2 separate regions of the Mus musculus genome follow, and region 1 is linked to region 2. Evidence: chromatin loops called from intact Hi-C (ENCODE). Cell type or tissue: left cerebral cortex. All regions are shown on one strand. Each heading gives the region's core, and the rest is flanking DNA. Links, peaks and the distances in the headings are about the cores only. Region 1 overlaps Trpm3 (transient receptor potential cation channel, subfamily M, member 3). Region 2 holds the start of 2410080I02Rik (a long non-coding RNA gene).

Evidence for each region. Hi-C counts contacts between places; a loop is a spot of excess contacts. Peaks named below come from ENCODE experiments on the same cell type or tissue, not always from the same donor. Only the 100,000 strongest peaks of a DNase experiment are listed, where the experiment ranks them.
Region 1: it touches region 2 in a loop (8-fold over the local background); 1 of 42 quality-filtered maps calls a loop at or near these places.

Annotation. Positions count from the first base shown.
Region 1 is chr19:22,973,302-22,983,509 of GRCm38, reverse strand. Trpm3 (transient receptor potential cation channel, subfamily M, member 3) reads right to left here. Exons shown (of 26, transcript NM_001362491.1): 23 at 5,068-5,218; 24 at 4,755-4,954; 25 at 795-927. It overlaps C330002G04Rik (a long non-coding RNA gene), which reads left to right. Exons shown (of 8, transcript XR_001782629.2): 8 at 4,633-4,763. Among named protein-coding and RNA genes, the nearest start is that of Gm52388, 52 kb to the right of the region's middle. In left cerebral cortex, for the core only: no CTCF peak of the experiment used is centred there; DNase peaks (open chromatin) are centred at 4,187, 4,814 and 5,886; H3K27ac peaks cover 1,702 bases.
Region 2 is chr19:23,128,048-23,138,255 of GRCm38, reverse strand. 2410080I02Rik (a long non-coding RNA gene) reads right to left here and starts at 3,758. Exons shown (of 2, transcript XR_386610.3): 1 at 3,302-3,758; 2 at 1,145-2,897. In left cerebral cortex, for the core only: CTCF peaks have their summits at 3,245 and 4,085; DNase peaks (open chromatin) are centred at 3,602, 3,873, 4,509, 4,890 and 2 more places; H3K4me3 peaks cover 1,761 bases; H3K27ac peaks cover 2,500 bases.

The DNA.
Region 1 (10,208 bases), core at 3,702-6,201, 160 kb after region 2:
TGTGTGTGTGTGTGTGTGTGTGTGTGTGTGTGTGTTGCATCTTACTTTTTTGAGACAGGATCTCTCTGTAAATCTAGAGCTTGCTTTTTTTTTTAACTTAAGCAAGCCCCAGTGGTCCTACTGTCTCTACCCCTGACAGCACCATGGTTACTGGTGCACATGAGGCTATGCCTGTCTTGTGATGTGGATTTTACCACCAGAGCACAGGTGCTAATGTTTGTGTAGGAGATTTTTCTTATACGTCTCTTGGCTCTCAAAGCCATTTGATAAGTGACAAAATAATCTGAATCGATGAACTTCTTTGTTCTTCATCATGTTCTATTGGAAATAATAATTCTTGGAAAAATACCAACTATTATTCCCACTGATTGACAGAACCTATGTTTTTGTTTATCTAGAAGACATGGGACACACACATAAGCCAAACAGGGGCTATTCTCCTGAATAAGAATGCTTAATGATCATAGTATGAAACATGAACTTGTTGGGTTTGGGTCTCCTTTTCTTTATGTCTAGGACAAAAGTTTCCAGCTTCTGGTTCAAGCCAGATCTGTTCTAGACTTACCAATTCTCCCATCCAGCTCAAACCTTCCACTATTTCTTGGGAAGACCCAGGGTCTCTAAGTCTGGAACTTTGATCAACTGACTGAACAGGCAATGTCCTGTTCTTTCAGAAGGTCCATGTTTTCTTGGGCAATAAAGCTAATCATATGAGATCTATGTTTTGGAGATGTGAGAACAATTTAACTGGTAACATGGCCTGTGGCAGGAAGCACCTGTGTGAAGGAACACACCTTTCTGATGTAACACGTATCCTCTCATCGTTGGACGAATTGAAGCGATCATCCTTCTCTCGGAAATATTCCTCTATGCACTGCTCTTCAAAATCGTGTACTTTCTTGAGCTCATCGTCAGTTATGAAGAGTTCTGTGGGAGTGGAGGGGGAGTGGGGTGGGAAGAGAGCCGTAAGACAGAGCAGGGACCACAGCAGCATCTGGTCTGTGGCCTAATGACAAGTTTTTAAAGAAATCCAGGCTGGAGAAATTCTCCCAGATTCTATTGTAAGTTCCAGACAGAGTCCAAATCTAATTAGGCCACTCGAATCACCAGCTTCTTCCTGAGCCACAGAGTAGTGCGGTCTCTGGAGCCCACCTGGGTATACCTGGCTACCACAGGAGCTGGGCTTAATTAAGAAGCTGCAGGACTGAGAACATAAAGGAAGGAAGGAAGGGAAAGGAAGCAACTGGAAGCATGGATGTCTTTTAAAGGCTCCAAATTTCCTGGGCTGTGTAGTGAGACATGCCGATGTTATTGATTGATACTCTTTGTTCAACCTCATCCTCTCCCTCTCTTTTTTTTTTTTTTTCTATTCAGAGTCAAGAGAGCCACATAAACACATTTCTAGTCATTCTTGACATGTAGGAAAGAGATATTTGCTTCCTTGATTGGGGAGAGAGAGACAGAGAGAGTCAGAGAGAGACAGAGAGAGACAGAGACAGAGAGACAGAGACAGACAGAGACACACACACATACACATAGAGAGAGAGACAGAGACAGACAGACAGACAGACACATACACACACAGAGACAGAGACAGACAGACAGACACACACACAGGTAGAGAGAGAGAGAGAGAGAGAGAGAGAGAGAGAGAGAGAGAGAGAGAGAGAGATGCTCTTTCTATACTTTTCAGTTTCCTTTCTTTTTCCTAACTTCAACTTAAATATTTGATGACCGGAAACTCAGCGTCTGTGCTGTGACCTTGAAAACTAACTTGACACAAAAGGAAGAGCTGAGCTGAAAACTAGAAAGAGTTTGGGGCTTTGGCCTCAGTGAGCCATGGCTGGGAGTCCTGGATCACTGGCTCACTTTTTTTTTATGTAAGAAAAAGAAGTCTCCTTTATCTGTGCTATTGTTATTCTGGTTTTCTGCTAACAAAAGGTAAACATACCCATCTGTGTGATAGCCATAGAAGTCTGGTGGAATTGTGAGCCTTTGAATGGTTTATAGAACAGGGTGTGAGAAAGAGAGTTGCTTTGGAAATTTCCCAAATTAGGAAGTCTTTCTCATCCTGGGCCCTTGAGATGCCACAGGGACTGGCTCAAGTGTTAGGAGGGCAGAGTCTCAGCTCTTTGGGGCTATGTTTTAGATCATTCTTGCTTGCCTAGAAACATCAATTAGAACTTGCTAGGGGCTATAAAACATGACTGTAAAAGCCACAGAGAATATAGAAAACACCAGACCAGAACAGTCAGACTGCACTTTTCAAATATGGCAGGCTCCGAGGGATGCCTGAGATGTGGCCATGAAATTTCGGGTCAAGAAGAAGAGAGGCCATGTATAGAGACTCCCTCCCTGATGCCAAGGACTCATGCTGCCCTCTGCTAGGGATGTTTCTAAGATCTAAAGGAGTGGTCCTAATATGCACAAGTGCCTCATTAGACTTCTTTGATATTTGTGTGTGAGTATGTGCATGTGTGGATGCGTGAGCACACAGGAGTATGGTGTGTGTGTGTTTCAAACACTGTTGCTATCTCTCTGCTTGGCATTTTTGTGGATGCTCTGCATCTAGAATTAGGACCTCATGCTTGTATAACAATCACTTTACAGACTGAGCCAAACCCCTAGTCCTATGCTGCTCTATTTTAAAAGAATAAAATATAAAATATTCTTTAAAAAAAATCTATTACCATGTCAGATTTTACCATATATCTCAAAGTTTACTCTTAGGCTCAGCAAGAACCTGGAAATGCCCTGGGATCTTTTAATGAAAGCTATAGGCTGAAAGGGAGATCTCCATTCTTCCCCGATGGGTGGATATATGCAGGGCTTTCCTCTCTGCTCTTCACTCTGCATATCCTGTCGAATTTTCAAGATCTTCCCTGTGAGAAGGAACTCTCTGGGAATTGTGTCACCTGCCACATGGGCAGAGACCCGGTGATGCATCTAATACTACTCTGGCTTAAAATAAGAAAATAGTGTCTATGGTTGAGTGTGGTACCACATGCCTTTAATCCCAGCACCTGGGAGGTAGATGTAGGGAATTGCTAGGATGGTGCCAGCCTGGTCTATATAGTGAGTTCCAAGCTAGCCAGGGCTATAAAGTAAGACCCTGCCACATAAACAGGGCACAACAAAAGCAAATCACATAGATGAGGTTGGTGGGGCTTCTTAGACCTTAGACCTATGAAATGGGCTCTGAAGTAGAAATAGGTCTCTGGATGACCTCTGTTGTAATTTGAACACAAAAATCCCCTTCCTTCAGGCTTATGCATTTGAGTAACTGGTCCTCAGAGAGATGGCAGTGCTGTATTAGGATATGTGAGGTCTGTCTGGGTCACTGTGGATAAGTCTTTAAAGTTCATAGCCTGGAGGTAGGAGGAACTGGCTAGCCAGCTCCTTATAATCCTGCTGCTATGGAGACCTATCATTTCCAAGGCCTTCCTTGCCATAATAAACAGAGTATCTGTAAACCATGAACTATGAACACTATCTCTCCTTCTTTAAGTTTCTTTTGTTAGGTATTTGGTTGTGATGATGATGAAAAAATTAATCCCACAGCCCTCTGTCCTGCACTGTATTTCCAGTCATCTTGTACTCTCTAGCTAAGCCAAGTTTTCTACCACTGATGTTCATGCTTTATTGAAATTATCTTGGAGCCCCGAGTTGACCCCCAGCGCAATATTCTTGTAAGGTAGCAATCAAGACAGTCTTCCTTGCCCAGGACTTGACCAGGCGGACACGATTTGAGGACAAAATATCAGGGCACCCCAGCTTTCTGTTTGCCTAAACTTGTGTTTCAGAAGGAAATGACGATAGAATTTCTAGGTCTTTCCAACTGTCTGATTTGAATGTCTAGGACATTGCTTAGTCAGGGAGACCACTAGGAGTTTCAGCTTAAGAGAAACAGTTGACTAAATAACTCCAGTTTTAAGCCATGGGTGTATGGACCATGGACCAGAGGTAGATTCCTGGACCACCATCCCAGAGGCTCGAGTTTGTGGATTTAATGTAGATGTAGACTTGACACATTTGGAATAGGCACAGTAGATTGTCTATAAGTCACTGCACTTCCAGCAATTCTAGAGTTTATGCCCACAGGGCATTTAGGAGCCTGCAGGAGCCAATGGTACTTAATGTGCAGAGATGGATATGTTAAGTCTCCTGCAATGAGTCACACTTTCTTACTCAGTGAGGAACTGTTCCAGCATGGTGTCAGCCAAACTTCCCTTCAGAAACACCAGGCTAGAAGGTGGGTGGTGGGTGGTGGGTGGTGGAGAGGCCACTGTTCTGTGCTTTGAAAGCAAGTTTCATTCTCTTAAAAATAATAAATAAAAAATAAAACAAAATCCCATAGGCACAGTGCTGAAGGCTTAGAAAACATTGAAAATCTGGAATAGTGACAGTCCCAGAAATGAGCATGGAAGAATAAAACTCAGGATACACTGTTTAAAGAATTATATCTAATTTAGCACTTGGTGCATATTAACGTGGCTGATTTTGAGGAAGTGTGTGTGAAGGTGGAGTCAGCACTGTTGGAGAATGCTTTTTCTCTTAACTGGATGTGGTTAAGAAATCTGTCTTCAGCTCATGCTATACTGTCTTCCTTTTATTCTGTATCTTATCATGCAGGTCCCTGTCCCATCCCCTAAAATACGCGTGAGGCAGGAGAACCAAGGAAGGCGTGGATCCTGCCTGACTGCCTATGGGAATTGCTGGGAACTTCCGGCTGCAGGCGCCGGCTTGCAGCTCACTCAGGCCGTAGTCCCTTTCGTCCTGGTCACTCTCATGCTTCCTCCACCGGCAGCACACATGCTGGAAGATCATGGTCATGTGACTGAAGATGATGAGCGGTGGGGGCAGAACCGGCCTCTCGTGGAAAGTCATGATGAGCTGGTACCTCTGAAATTTCCATACTTGGTTGGATATCGACTTGACCTCAAAAAATGTATTGCTGAAACAGACCGGAGAGTCACATGACAAACAAGTATTGACTTTTCGAAGTATTGGCTCCCTCTGCCTGCTGCCCATCCATCCTCCCATATGCCTTAAGGAGTGGCCACTCACTTGAAGACGGCAATAAGGAGGTTGACCAGAAGGATGTTCGCCACCAAGAGGTAGCAGGCCATGATGGCCGGGACAATCCATGCTCCTGTCTTGCATGGGGGCAGCTGGATTGTCTTGCCATCCTCTCGGGTCTCATTCTGTCCACAGGGAGCTAGAGGAAGTGACACAGGTAAAAAATGAGAAACCATGGCTATTTGATTTAAGTTAAAAAGGAAAAAAAAAAGAGAGAGAGCCACAGACATTTAAATGAGGGGTTTAAATGGAAGAAAAATACAGCCACCTCAAACAGCAAAAAGTTTCAAAAAAGCCAAAATAGGAAAATGAGATCTTCATGAATATTCAAAGGGCCACCACTCTTGAGGAGAGGCAGTTCCACCTGTGTCCCCAATCTGTCATCAGACTCAAAGAGGTGTCTAGAGCCACCTGCCTGGTCCCTCAGTCCCTCAACCCCTGGTAGTGGTGAGAGGGCATTTGGTGTTCCTAAAATGTTTGGTGGGGGCTTTTGGAGGAGCCAGAGCCAAAGTCCTACCTCCTGGCAAGTTACTTTCAAAATGTGCTGTAGAGGCCTCCAGCTGACAGCTTGGAGCCAAGCATGGCAGGCTATTGATTAGAAATTAACACCAGGGCAACTGTTAATTGTTGTGAGAAACAAGCCACAGCCTTGGCCAACGATTTGCTGTCTCAGTACAGAAGGAACAGTGCCAGACAGCACCCTGAGAAGCACCCGGAGAGCTTGTCACTCCGTGTCCCTGATGGATGAGAGGATAAAGGGGAATGGAGTAACAGGGATGGACCACAGAGCCCACAGCTACTTGTCTATGAAAAACAAGCCAACCACATTTTCATTCCAAATATGTGCATTTCAGGAACACGACAGAAAACCTAACTCCAGTGACTAAATGGCAAAGGCAGGGGTGTTCGGGGAGAAGTGGAGGTGGGAGGGAGAAGGAAGGTGCTGTGTGGGGTTGGGTGAGCAGAAGTAATATGCTAATGAGGCCAGCTTGGAGTTTCCAGGTAAATGAAAGGGGTTGGGAGGAGTCCTGGATAACAAGAGCCCTGCACAGTGTGGCTCACAGAGCCTGTCTTTGTTACCATTCTATTGCTATGAAGAGACACAGTGATCAAGGCAACATTAAAAAAAAAATTAATTAGGGTCTTGCTTACAAGTTTCACAGGGTTTGTTCATGACCATCATGGTGGGAAGCATAGCAACAGGCAGGCAGGCATGGTGCTGGAGTGTTAGCTGAGAGCTTATGTCTGACTCACAGGCACAGGCAGGGAGGGGAGTGAGACTGGGCCTAGTGTTGACTTTTGAAACCTCAAAGCCCACCCTCCAGTGACATACCTCCTCCAACGTGGCCACATCTACTACTCAAAGAAGGCCACACTTGCTAAACTTTTCTAAACAGTTCCACCATCTGGGAACCAAACATTCAATATATGAGGCTATAGGGACCAGTCTCATTCTAATCATTACAGAGCTAGATGTTGCTTGTAGGTAGGGGCAAGCAGTAGGTGAGCTAGCCCTTCCTTCCCATCTGCTTTACATTGGCCTTTGAACAGGTTGACTTTATGTCTGTCTTCTAGCAGTGGGTAAGAGCACCTCAAGAGAGCTCAGCCCTTCCCATAGGGTGCTGCTGAGAATCTCGCAGGAGGGTTTGCATGAGGACCCAGGGTCTACAAAGTTTGAGCAGGACAGCAAGGGGACCTGCTTTTCTCCAGAACTCCTTCTGCCTGGCACTGTACTCTGCAGAAGTTCGCACCCAGCAGCCTGAAATACTACTAACATCCAGCTCTCACCAAGACCACTGAACCAGAAGACCCATGATGTTGTCGGTACAGTGTTCTCGTTGTAACCTTCCTTGTCAGTTGGTCTCGTGGTTGAGTAACTGAACTTTTAATTAGGTTGCAAAATCCACATGATTTTTTTTTTTAAATGTAAAACATACCTTTGCAGCCATCAAGGGTTTTACTAGCAGTGGGCTAGCAAGTCCCTGATTTTATGGCCAGGATTAGATGACCAAGGCACGCTCTTTGTCTCTGTATGGCAGATAAGTGGATGTGGGAATGGGGTGTATCTTGCTCCTGACGTAACTGGGTATTACTGAGCATCCAAGACAGCCTTGTAAGATGGTCTTGGAAGGGAATGCACTGACAGGTGATGTTTAAACTCTCCAGGTGGCTCTCCAGGGCTGCCCCTTCTTACTTCTCCCTATGGACACAACCTGGACCAAGTTTCTTGTAGTTCTTAGAGGCCAGTCTCCCTTTTGCTTCCTGATTCTGAGCCACATTGTTTCTGTTGCTTCCATTAGACTGGTGGTCAACCTAATCCCACTCTCAAGCTTGACCTATGGTGTGTGTCTTCTCTTCCACGCATGCCTAGCAGTCTACTTTCTAACCACCGCCCCCCCACCCCCGCCGGAATGGGGCTGGTCATATCCTTATGTTCCCGACACTCCTGTTGTTTGTCTTGGGACTCTCACATTCCTGCCACTGCCCAGCTACTTGTCTGTACCATACATGAGATGCCCAATGGAGCATCATTCTTCAAGGTTACCCTCCCTCCTCTTGGCTCAGCATGTTTGCATGCACATGAAAACAGTAGGCATTTGTTGACTGAGTAAACAAAAGATGCTTCCTTGAGCATCCGTGCTCTTGGTCTTAGCTTGGTTTAGTCAGATGGTATAGGTGTCAGGCCAGTCTGAGGAACGTCATCTAGATCAGTGGTTCTCAACCATCTTACTGCTGTGACCCTTTAATACAGTTCCTCATGCTGTGGTGACCCCCAACCATAAGATTATTTCATTGCTACTCCATAACTGTAATCTTGCTACTGTTATGAATCATAATGTAAATCTCTGATAGGCAGGATGTCTGATATGCGGCACCCCCAAAGGGGTCTCGACTCACATGTTGAGAATAGCTGTTCTAGATTCCACAGCAAGTGCGGCTGAAATGACTTAGATGTTCCTCGTGACAGTGATAATGATAATAAAAGTGAATCATTAAGAGTCAGCCTTTATTTGGCAATATCAGCAAAGAAGCTGTGAGCATTATGGGCAGCAGTTAGTGCAAAGGATTGCTCTATGAGGGCTTCTAATGACACTCTCATTCTGGGTATTTGTCGGCACTAGAAAGTACGATAACTCAGACACACAGATGTCTACCACTAATGAAGATGAACAGGGTGTCTTCCAGACCTGACAAGCAACAGTTATTAGGAAGGAGGGTAAGTTATTGCAATGGTCCTATGATACTAGCAAGTTGTTGCTAGGGATGTCCTCAGGGCTGTGCACCAAGACATCACATGACATGGATGGAGGTTTATGGATATGGAGACTATCTGTTATCACTGCATCACCCCCTTTCTCACTTTTCTTGATTCGCATTTGGGTCTTTTTCTCTACCAATACTTTAACAAACATGAATTAGTCACTACCAGTGTTATATCAAGTGGCATGCTGTCCTCTCTGTCTTTGTCAATGACAGTCAATAGAGTCCCTGTAGAAGATGTTTGCAGAGTCTAGCTCCTTCATATCCATTGTCCTTTCCTTGAATAAGAGCATTCTGTCTACCCCTGTGAACTCACTCTGCCTCCCTCATCCCCTAGTTACAACAAAATGTAAGACTGTCAAGTAGAAAGGGCCTGGATGAGAGGGATATTATGGAGAAATAAAATTTATGACCAACTGAGACATGCAGGAAACCAGCCCTCTCCAGTTACATGAACCATACAAGCCTGTTTTTCCAAAGTCAGCTTTAATGGGGTCATTATCACTTGCTTGCAATGAAGACTCTTGACTGTAGGTAGGTGTGGTGGTGCATACCTGTAATCCTAATACCAGGGAGGCTGAGATGGGAGGAGGCTTGTGTGTTAAACCTTGGTGGGAGTAGAGATAGAGGGGGTACCGGGTGGTATAATTACCCTCAACTCCCTCATCCGCATGCACAGTCAGTAAAAGAAAATGTTCATATTTAGAACCTTGCATGTATAGAGGGAGTTTGGAAGTGGTACCCAGTTATATAGCATCTGACCCCAAGCTCAGGCTAAGTCATCTTTTTCCCAAGACAGGGTTTCTCCGTGGAAAAAGCTCTGGATGTCCTGGACTCACTTTATAGACCAGGATGCCCTCCAACTCACAGAGATCAACCTGCCTCTATCCGGGATTAAAGGCATCCACCAGTATGCCTGGCCCTGAGTTGGTGTTTTAAGTTTTAGGAGTTAAAGCAGAGATTCAGCTACTTTCCTTCTCACCCAATGTAGGGCACAACTTAAAGGGTCTTCTCTGATAATAATGAACTTTTGTCTAACTGTGGCCTCAGAAGTGGGAAATGTGGACTATTTACAAAAATCGGGGGGGGGGTATATAAGTATGAAGAACTGGCCAGATATGTATACATAGCCAGCAACCCTTGGAGCAAAGAAAGTGAGTTCTAGGAGTGGCAGCAGATGTGGGCACAGAAGGGAAATTTGGCAATAACTGCTGCATCTGCACAGTTACAGCCAGCTTTGAAAGGATCCCTGTGCTTCGTGTATGTGGGTCACACTGACACACCACACGGAAGGAACTGCAAATGCCTGCTCTGCTAATGATGCATTCATAGGTAGAAATGGACAATTGGGCGTTGGAACACACTGATAGGCTAGTCACAATCTGGCCAGATTATGTGGGCAATGAAAAAAAAATTCTATGGCCACACATTGTGAAAGAGCGTTCCAATGGTTGGAACTGCCCCCCACCCCCACCTTTCCAGTAAGTAAGAGTACTTGCCTAGCATGAATAGGATATTGGGTTTAATTCTCAGGACTGAAATAGGGAGGACCTAATCTGAAATAAAGGGCCAACGGCATCCTTCCTAGAATGTAAGCCCAGAGAGCAGAATTTTTGTCTCTCTTGTTCACCAAATTGAAGAACTGAGTACCATCTGGTGCATGCAGGTGCTAAACAGAGAGATGGTGTTACTCTCTGCATGGTGATACCAGACACCAGGATGCAATGCTATGCATCTCTCTAAGTGCTACACTGATGCTTACTAGCAGGTCACAGTCTGGTTGTTTTCCTATTTAATTCTAGTTCTCACCAAGTGCTACCATAACTGCTAGTTACAGAAAGCTGTCATGGTAGCAAAATACCGACGGA
Region 2 (10,208 bases), core at 2,549-5,048:
GCCTTCTTTCTAGTGCCCTTTAGCTTCATAGGATCCCGACTACACTCTCTCAATACTCCCAATTCAGTTATAAAGAACACCAAGAAAGCAGATCTCATCCATGTGAATTTCTCTTATGGATCTGCAAGCATAGTTGTTGTAGAAAGTCCCTTCAAAGTCGGCAATTCTGCCATTGTACCCCGTGCTCCCCTTCTCTGACCATTCATTCCTGGTAATGAACTAAGTGTGAGGGGATACCAAAACACAAAGGGAGTCTGTCCTCTATAGGATGATAGCTACATGCACATGTTACGAATCATACGTGTGTTTGATAGATAACACAGAGCACCAGAAGTGGTATTTCCCACATCATGACTTTTTTCCTTGTATTTTTAAACAATATTTTCTATCTGTATTGAAATGTACTATAATAGTTTTATGATTAAAACCAGCTAATGCTATTTAGCCAGCATGTTGTTATCTCAATTAAATGTTGGGCAAAATATCCTGTTAATATTATGGCACATAAATCTAAGAGGTCCGCTTTCCCAAGTTAGTCTTCATTCATTTCTACTCCAAATACTCCCACCCAGGGGAACAAGAGAACCCAAAGATTGTAACTGTTTCTAGTACATGTTATTTTCCTTTGCACAGTCTCCCTACCCTATGCTGTATCTTCCAAGTTCCCATGGCTATGGCTTATTAGCCTGTAGCCAGAACAGTGAGCCTTGTTTACAAGGCTTCCCAGTAGAATTAATGTGAAGGCTATAAGGCCTCTTCTGCCTTAAATGAGATCTGTGACCTCACTTCACCTCTCCCAGCCATTTTCTTATCTGCGGACTGGACTGATAGGATTAGATTTAACACAGTTGCAGTCTCTTCAGACTCCCGAGATGCAGGGGTTTATAAAAATTCCTAGAGGCCAGGGTGGGCCTGTAGAATGTCACACCTGTAGTACCTGAAGTCACAGAACTAGGGAGGAAGAGAAAAGGAGATTATGGGGTATGTGAGACTCTGTCTCACACAGAAATGGAGAAGGGGGAACACTAGAGTAAGATTTGCTCTCTCAGAACAGTGCCTCATCTGCTTGTGTCACCTTACGGTGAAGGTTCGGGAACCTTAAAGCCAGTACTTAACGAGAATGCTTTTTTTCCCCTCAAAATTATTTCAAAAAACAGAGCCTAGGCTAGCCTCCAACTCCCTGCCGCCACCTCCCAAAAGCTAAAATTAGCATGCCATTTTTTTCCTAATTCATAATTTCACCCCCACCCCCTTCTTACACGGCTCTGTAGGAAGTGGCCTAGAGGCTTAGAATCTGTTCTTTTTCCTAGGTAAACCCCGGTAAGGTGTTTCCAGGCTAACGCTGCCGATTCTTGGGCCCCTCTTCTGGAGACAGAGTTAGACTGAGCCCGAAGCAGGGCTTCCCCCATCTTGTTGGGTGGGGCTAATCACCTGGCACTTAGTTTAAAACACAGATGGCCAAGTATGGTCCCAGCTCTAGGCCCGAAGTTCAGCTTAAAGTCACATGCTGTAGATACAGGTTTCTGCCGATTCTGGCTTTTCTCGGTATTTTCCTGCTGAGAGGCGTGGACCTTGCCCAGACAAAGTTGCCAGCCTCCCGGCGGGAAGGAAAAAGAACAGATGGCCCGCTGGGGGTAGAGGATCACGTGTCAGACCTCACATTGGGATAGATCCTCACCTCGCCCTTTCCCGGCCTGAGCTCAGCAGCTTTAGGGAATCTCACCCAGAGCACATAAAGGGCCTACTGGGGAAAGCTGTGTTCGTTTTGCTGAAAGGTGGTGAGTTTAGGAAGAATAGAGACAGGAATGAAGGGGTGGGCTCTTCACTAGAGCGACGTCCCTGGATTTGAAACAATCCGATAAAGCCGGATCTGGCGAACCGATTGTAGCCAGGTTGAGTTAACACCCAGTGTCTGGAGGGGGCGGGGAGCTCCGGCGCGAAAACTTCCACGACGCCCTACTTTACTCTTGCTCCACTAAGCAGCCTACCGCAAAACCCCAGGCCTCTCCATTGCGGAGCGGAAAGGCCATCCGTTCATGCATATGCAGGAGGATAAGTTTAGCCGGCAGCCCCCTGAGCTCAGAGCAGCCCCGCGTGGCGCTCGGGGCGGGTGCTCGGCTCCGGCCGCAGAGTGGCGGGCGGTTCAGCCACTTGCGCGCCGAGCGTCTGGGCCTGGCATCGCCCTTTTAAAAAGTCTTCCGCAGGCGGCCGCCGCCGCAGCAGCCGGAGGAGGCAGGTTCATTTGAGGACAGTCCCAGTTCTCAGAAATCCCTTCCCTGCTGGAACATCAAGCTCTCTTTGCTGCAGTTGAACAAACTGCCCTAGATTGGGGGACGAGGAATCCGCCCCAAACTCGTGCAAGGAGCTCCGGGCGCCCGCGCCCACGTGAGCTAACCTTGACATTAGCCCCCCCACACCTGAGGTGGAGGTGGAGCCACGAGGGAGGGTTGCTGGCCCCTGGGGCGCTAGCCACTGGGCTCGCACGCTCCACGTGAGCGCGCCTCCCTGTTTCGTAACTCTAGCGATGTTTCTTTCTTTCTTTTTTTTTTAATCCCTGAGGTACCATGGGTGTGAGGTGTGCTGAGAAGGCAGGCCACTTTCCACCCCCACATCCTCGAAGATCAGGAAAACCTGCCCTGCGGTCCCTCTGGGAAGACTGCAGAGTAGGGTGTCGCGATGACATCAGCTTCTAAACATAGTCCATACCGCACCCCAACTCTGGGCCCTGCGTGCAAGGCGCGGGGGTGGGGGAGGAAAAGAGAGGTGGGGTGGCTGGTGTTGCTGTCCCTGGGCGGGGCGGGCTGGCCGGCCAGGCTGTGCGAGTGGAGATGACTTTGCAGGAATCGTGCTTTCCACGACTGCAGCCACATCTTTCCTACGATGACCCAGCCACCCGGCTTAAAAAGAAAAAAAAAATTAATGTCGTTCCTTGCCCTCCCCTACCCCACAAAAGCTATGCACACACTCAAGCAGTATTTCGACCCGGTGTCCCTTTCATTTATAAGCCTATGCATCCCCAGCCAGAGCACCAGGGTTCGGCCGGGTGCTGGCGCCCCCCGAGTATGGTTCTGCCTCGAGGCTAAGGCTGCGCTGGGGTCGGCGCGGCCCTCTGGGTGAGTCAGAAGGGCTGTGTTTCCTGTGGTTGTTGTGGAACAGTTTGTCCTTTTTACCCCCCTCCCACCCGTCTCCACCCCCTTGGTAAATATAGCGCTCACGTTTCATCATCTCTTTGTCCAACGAGCGCCAGACACCCCGGCCCGCGGCCCACGCCGCCTCCCTCCTCCTCCAGGCTCTCGGTTACCTCGCATAACCCCGCGCACTGGCGGCAGCAGCAGCCGCCCCTCAGCCCCGGCGCCGTTCCCCGGTGCTTCCCACTGCAGGACACTCCCGCCCTCTGTCATCCCCTCCCCCTGCTTCCAAGTCCCCTTAAGCCCCTAGTCCCACCCATTCTCCCCGATGTCCCCCTAGATGTTTGGAGATAGTCACTCCCAGCTTTTCCCAGTTCCCGGAGACACCCCACGCTCTGGCCCGTTGCTGGGTCCTCCACCCCCTCTCGTCGCAAGTCCCAAGTCTGATGCCATGTGCCCCTCCCGAGCGAGCGCAGGTGACAGGCGGCTGAGACAGTTCTGATTCAGCGACAGTTGCTTGTACTTAGGGGTGGGTGCCTGGCGAGCAATCTCCTTCCCACCTCCTGCCACCCCTACCCCAGTAGGGACGTGGGCTGCAGGGTCGGGAAGACGAGGTGAGTGGATGACAGGCAAAAAAAAAAAAAAAAAAAAAAAGTGTATGCTTGTTCTTCACTCTCCCTCCCACTCCCTGTTTCATTTCCACACATACAGCCACCCACCGGGACCGGAGGCGGCTGGTGTTCTCTGAACACCGGGAACTGGCTCTCTCCGTGGTCTCCTGTTTACTTCCCTCTTCTTCCCTCTCCCTCCCTTCGCCCATCACCCGGGACTGCCTCCCTTCTGCCTACAGCAGCTGGGAAACCTGCCGCAAAACACTGCAGTCATGGGACTTTTCCTGCGCCCATGTGCCTCCTCCAGTTTGCCCTGTTCTACCCTGCCCTGCCCTGCCCTGCCCTGTGACCGCTTGGGGCGCGTCTTCGTCCTGGAAGGGAAGGCTCTTAAAGCTCCTAATCCAGCAGTGCGTCAGCTCTCTCCTTCTCTTGTCTCCTCTACCCTTCCCCCCACCCCAAACCTTCCTGCAAAGGCTGGGCCTGGCAGCCTTTTTGGCTGGAATACTAGGCCACCCCCATGAGCGGCCACCTGTCTGGGGAGAGGTGGCGAGACAGCTGACAGGTCCTAAGAACTCTGTACCCAGGAGGCAAGACAGCTAGTTTCTTTGCCATCCCAGACTGTCCTGTTTGTGCCCTGTTTGTGCCAGCTGCCCCAAATTTTCCTAGTGCTCCCCCACCCCCCGAAATCTATTCCCAGGGACACACCTCGAGAGAGGCAAACCCTTCTCTTTTTAAGCTTGCCTCCCTGCAGGGAAGAATTCAGCTTTTCCTTACAGTTAAGCTGAATGAACAAAGGGCCCCAAGGAAGACAAGAGGTTCCAGCTCTGTTTGCCGCCTGTCTGAGGTTCACCCCATTTTAAAAACCACCTCTTCACCACCCTCTGCTCACTGCCATGGTTACCACCGCCCTGTCCTTGAGCGGCACTGGTCGTTCAAAGGCAGAAACAACAAGGGCATTTTAAGTGTCCTTTTAAATATCCAAAACACTGTTGGCATTTAGGAAACAGAGAAAGGGAAATAAAAGGTCTGGTTGTTTCTCGTTTCCTTCCCAGCCCAGGACCCTGAATAAATCCTTTACCCTGGGTGGCCTCTTAGCCCCCCAAGGAGAGGACGAAGTTTATGAGGCCTCTGGAGTGGAATTTAGCACCTGTTAGCATTAGTGTTGTTCGCTGTGAGTTGCCTCTTCCTTTCCCTCCCTCTGCAGCTTTAGACCTTGCCCCCAGGCTAAGCTAGCTCCACCCGGCGCCTTGTGAAAGTCTTCTGACTTTCGCTCACCTTCATGCTCTGAAAGTCCCACACACTTAACAGCCTTCCCTCCCAGCTGTTAACACTGTTAGTGGGGTTAGCATTCAGGTAGGCAAATTGCCCATCTGAGATTCTCAACCCTGAAACACTCCATTGTTATTTGGGTACCCTAGACCTTTGCAACACCAGAAACTACCTCCATTTCTGAACTCTTAGCCTTGCACCGTACTTCCCAGCCGTACTGGCTGGTTTTGTGTGTCAACTTGACACAGGCTGGAGTTATCACAGAGAAAGGAACCTCCCTTGAGGAAATGCCTCCATGAGATCCAGCTGTAAGGCATTTTCTCCATTAGTGATCAGAGGGGGAGGGGCCTAGCCCCTTGTGGGTGGTGCCATTCCTGGACTGGTAGTCTTGGGTTCTATAAGAGAGCAAGCTAAGAAAGCAGGGGGAAGCAAGCCAGTAAGTAACATTCCTCTATGGCCTCTGCATAGGCCCCTGCTTCTTGACCTACTTGAGTTCCAGTCCTGACTTCCTTTGGTGATGAACAGCAATGTGGAAGTGTAAGCTGAATAAACCCTTTCCTCCCCAACTGGCTTCTTGGTCATGATGTTTTGTGAAGGAATAGAAACCCTGACTAAGACACCAACTAACACTTCTTTCAGAACAATTCTTCAACTTGGTTGTGGCCTCCAATCTCCTTTTTCAATGCTCAATCTTGTTCTTACGTCCCTCCTACCTAGCTGTGACATCATAGTCTCTATGCATGCACCCCTCACCTGGTTCCTGGAACTTCCTGGCAAGACGCAGTTTCTCTCCAACCTGCCATGCTGGACTAAAATATCGAGGCCAACTGTTACCACTCTAAATTTATGGTCTCTAGTGGGCTCACAACACTGTCCCTTTGCATATCCCCAGGGACTTTCCTTTCCCACACTCTGAAATAACTAGATTGCACCTTCTGTCCTCAGACACCCTCCTGGTTCCAAACACACTCTGAGCCAAAACCCCTGCTGCTTATTTCACTGAGAAAAGAAAGGCAAATTTGACAAAACACCTCACCTTCCACCTACTGCCCTGCCTTGCTGTCTTTCTGTTCAGGTGCTGCCCACACTTCTGTCCCTTAGAGACCCATTTGCATTTCACACAGGGCACCAGGATGCCTCCCCAGGGTGCCTCCCCATTGTCTATTGCAATGGGTAGGATATTGTTTGATCCCAAGGTTTCATGTATTGAAGTTTAATCCCCATTGTGAGATGGTAGAATATGCCAAGATCGATAAATTGGTCACACATGAGAATATCATTTAATCTGGGAGTTCGAGGTTCATGTCCCTTTTCAGAGCTTTCCTTATGCTTTGTGCTTGCTGAAGGAGCCAGAGGACAATAGGTCAGTCCCTAGAAGCCACGCTTGTCTACCTACAGGTTCCCTTCTAAGACCCTGACAAACCAAGACAGGCTTCTGCCTGACTTCACTCTAAATACACCAAAGAAGGGTATTGGGCTTCCTTATAAAGCAGAAGTAAGTAGATTCTTACAGGGGCTTCAGAGCTCTTCCCTCTCCAACAGGTCACACCAGGAAAACCTTTACCCAGCAAGGATGGGAGCCATGTAGATTAAGCTCCCTCCTCATGTTTTTCTCAGCCTCTCTACTCTAGCCCAGCCCTGAGATCACATGCGATTTAGGAAGAGTTGCATACAAGAGATAGTAGAGAGTGTTGGATACTCATGTGAGGGTCTCCCAGCCCTTCCTACCTCTCTACGTGAGGAGGTAAACACCCAATACAACTGGGATAAACTTTTGGCAAGGGGGTATAGCTGAACTCCCCAAAGAGCAGTTGTTTGGCCCAGAGGACAGTTCTTGGCAGATTCTAGTACCCTTGTCCCTTGCCAGGTGAAGCTCTATGCCTTCAATACTAGCACTGCCTTCCTAGGACTTGTATCACTAGAACCATGAGCCAAAACATGCCTTTCTTTTTAAAGCAGTCTGCTTTATTTTGTTATAGTGATTGTGATGGTTTGAATAGGAATAGCATCCATAAATTAATGAGTTTGAATACTTGGCCTATATGAGTGAGTGGCACTATTAAGAGGTGTGGTCCTCTCTCACCACCACTCCCTCTCTGTCTTCCCTAGACTTGAACCCTCTAGAGAACCGGAATCAGTGCAGTCAGGGCATGGTGGTGGTGGTGGGGGGTGGGGGCATCTCTGGGATGAGATAGAAACCTAGGACAATGGAAACTCCCAGGAATCTATGAGGGTGACCCTAGATAACACTCCTAGAAATGGAGAATATGGAACCTGAAATGACTCCCTCCTATAACCTGGCAAGGCTTCCAATGGAGGCAGAAGTGGGAGGAGTTAGTACACCAACCCAGCCACAGAATTTGTCCTGCCTACAAGATGTGCAGGGATAAAGATGCAGAAATTGAGGGAATGACCAACCAATGACTGGTCAAGCTTGAGACTCATGCCATGAAAGAGAGCCCATCCCTGGTACTATTAATAGTACTCTGCTGTACTTGCAGACAGGAGTCTAGCATAGCCATCATCAGAGAGGCTTTACCCAGCAACTGATGGAAACGGATGCAAAGGACAACAGCCAAACATTAGGTGGAGCTCAGGGAATCTTACGGAAGAGGAGGAAGAAGGATTGAAGGAGCCAGAGAGGTTATGAACATCACAAGAAAACCTGAAGACTCAACTAACCTGGGCCCACAGGGGCTCACAGAGACTGAACCACCAACCAGAGAGCATGCACAGGACAGACCTATGCCCCCTACACATATGTAACAGACATGCAGCTTGGTCTTCATGTAGATCCCCTGACAGCAGGAACAGGAGCTGTCTCTGACTCAGCCATCTGCCTTCGGGTACTTTTCCCCTAACTGCCTTGTCTAGCCTCAATAGAAGATGCACCTGGTCCTACTGCAACTTGATGATATGCCAAGGAAGGTTAAAATCCATGGGAGGACTCCCTTTCTCTGAAGAGAAGAGGGGGTATGGGGAGGGGAGAGGAGAGTGGGGGGCTGGAAGGAGAAAAGGGAGGGGAAGTTTAGATCAGATATAAAGTAAAATAATTAATGAAAAGAAAAAAGAGGTGTGGCCCTGTTGGAGTGGGTGTGGCCCTATTGGAGGAACTGTGTTCTGCCCAGTAACAGGCTCCTTCTGCTGCCTGCAGATTAAGGTGTAGAACTCCTTCTGCAGGACCATGTCTGCTGGTGTGCCACCACATTTCCTACAATGATAATAATAGACTAAACCTCTGAAACTGTAAGCCAGCCTCAATGAAATGTTTCCTTCATAAGAATTGCTTTGGGTTGGGCTGTGGTTGTGCACGCCTTTAATCCCAGCCCTCGGGAGGCAGAGACAGGCGGATTTCTGAATTCGAGGCCAGCCTGGTCTACAGAATAAGTTCCAGGACAGCCAGGGCTACACAGAGAAACCCTGTCTCGAAAAACAAAAACAAACAAACAAGCAAACAAAAAGGTTGCTTTGGTCCTGGTGTCTCTTCACAGCAATAGAAACTAAGACAGGGGCCTAGCAAACACAGAAGTGGATGCTCACAGTCAACTATTGGATGGATCACAGGGCCCCCAATGGAGGAGCTAGAGAAAGTATCCAAGGAGCTAAAGAGATCTGCAACCCTATCGGAGGAACAACATTATGAACTAACCAGTACCCCAGAGCTCTTGACTCTAGCTGCATATGTATCAAAAGATGACCTAGTTGGCCATCACTGGAAAGAGAGGCCCATTGGTCAGGCAAACATTATATGCCCCAGTACAGGGGAACGCCAGGGCCAAAAAATGGGAATGGGTGGGTAGGGGAGTGGGGGGGGGGACTTTTGGGATAGCATTGGAAATGTAATTGAAGAAAATACGTAATAAAAAAAAGGAAAAAAAAAAAAGAAACTAAGACAATAATGAAAATCAGGTGAATAAAAGAGTTTTAACATTTGCATTATTATTATGTGTATGAATGCTGTGTATAGATAACTGTGGGTTTGTGAGAGCCGTGTGTGTGTGTGTGTGTGTGTGTGTGTGTGAGAGAGAGAGAGAGAGAGAGAGAGAGAGAGAGATGATTTTCCTGAGTAGGCTTTATAGGCAAGGACTTATTAATAACTGCTGAACTTAGCCCCACCGCATGCTCATCATCAGAATAATTCACTTTAGTGCAGAAATGTATTCATTTGTTATGCATTACCTTCATAAAACACACAGACTCTTAAAGCCAATAGAAAGTCTCTTTGTGCCGGGCACTGGTGGCACATGCCTTCAATCCCAGCACTCAGGAGGCAGAGGCAGGTGGATTTCTGAGTTCGAGGCCAGCCTGGTCTACAGAGTAAGTTCCAGGACAGCCAGGACTACACAGAGAAACCCTATCTTGAAAAACAAAAACAAAACAACAAACAAAAGTCTCTTTGCCTACACAGGGAACTCTCCCATATTATGTAGCTACTAGCTACTGTCCTTGGATTCTATGACTAACAATCATATCCTGGCTGACACACTTCAATTACTCAGAAGAGTTAGCAGTAAGCAGAGCTATAGAAGCCAAAAGGCAAGGTTAGAACACACAAGGACTTTTCCAGAACCATGAACTGTGATGGATTAGGTCTTCATTCTTGTTTGTTTGGGGTTTTTGGGGGGGGGGTATGTAGGGGGAGGCATTGTGGTCTACGCGCTGGGCTCTTAAGTCAAAATGGCGCCTTGGTGCCTCTAACATAGAATCAGTTGTGCTAAGGTATGGAGGTTTGCTACATGCTCTCCTGTCTCCCTATACATGTGTATACATGTGTATGAGTATGATCTTGTATTCTCTGTAATCTTCACTTGTTGCTTTTTCCTGGCTGCACACACCCTGGGTTGGTGGCACTCACAGTCTGCACACACTGCTGCACACACCCTGGGTTGGTGGCACTCACAGTCTGCACACACTGCTGCACACACCCTGGGTTGGTGGCACTCACAGTCTGCACACACTCCTGCACACACCCTGGATTGATGACACTCACAATCTGCACACACCCTAGGTTGGTGGCAATCACAGTCTGCATGCACCTCCTATGCCCTCCCCATCTGACACTAGTCACACTTTCACCCCATCTCTACACCAGAACTACTCATGTCAAGGGCATAAATGACTCTCACCCTGAGAAATTTCTAGATGTTATTTCTATCCATTCACTCCCTCACAGCAAAAAAAGACAAGCATCAGGCAGTGA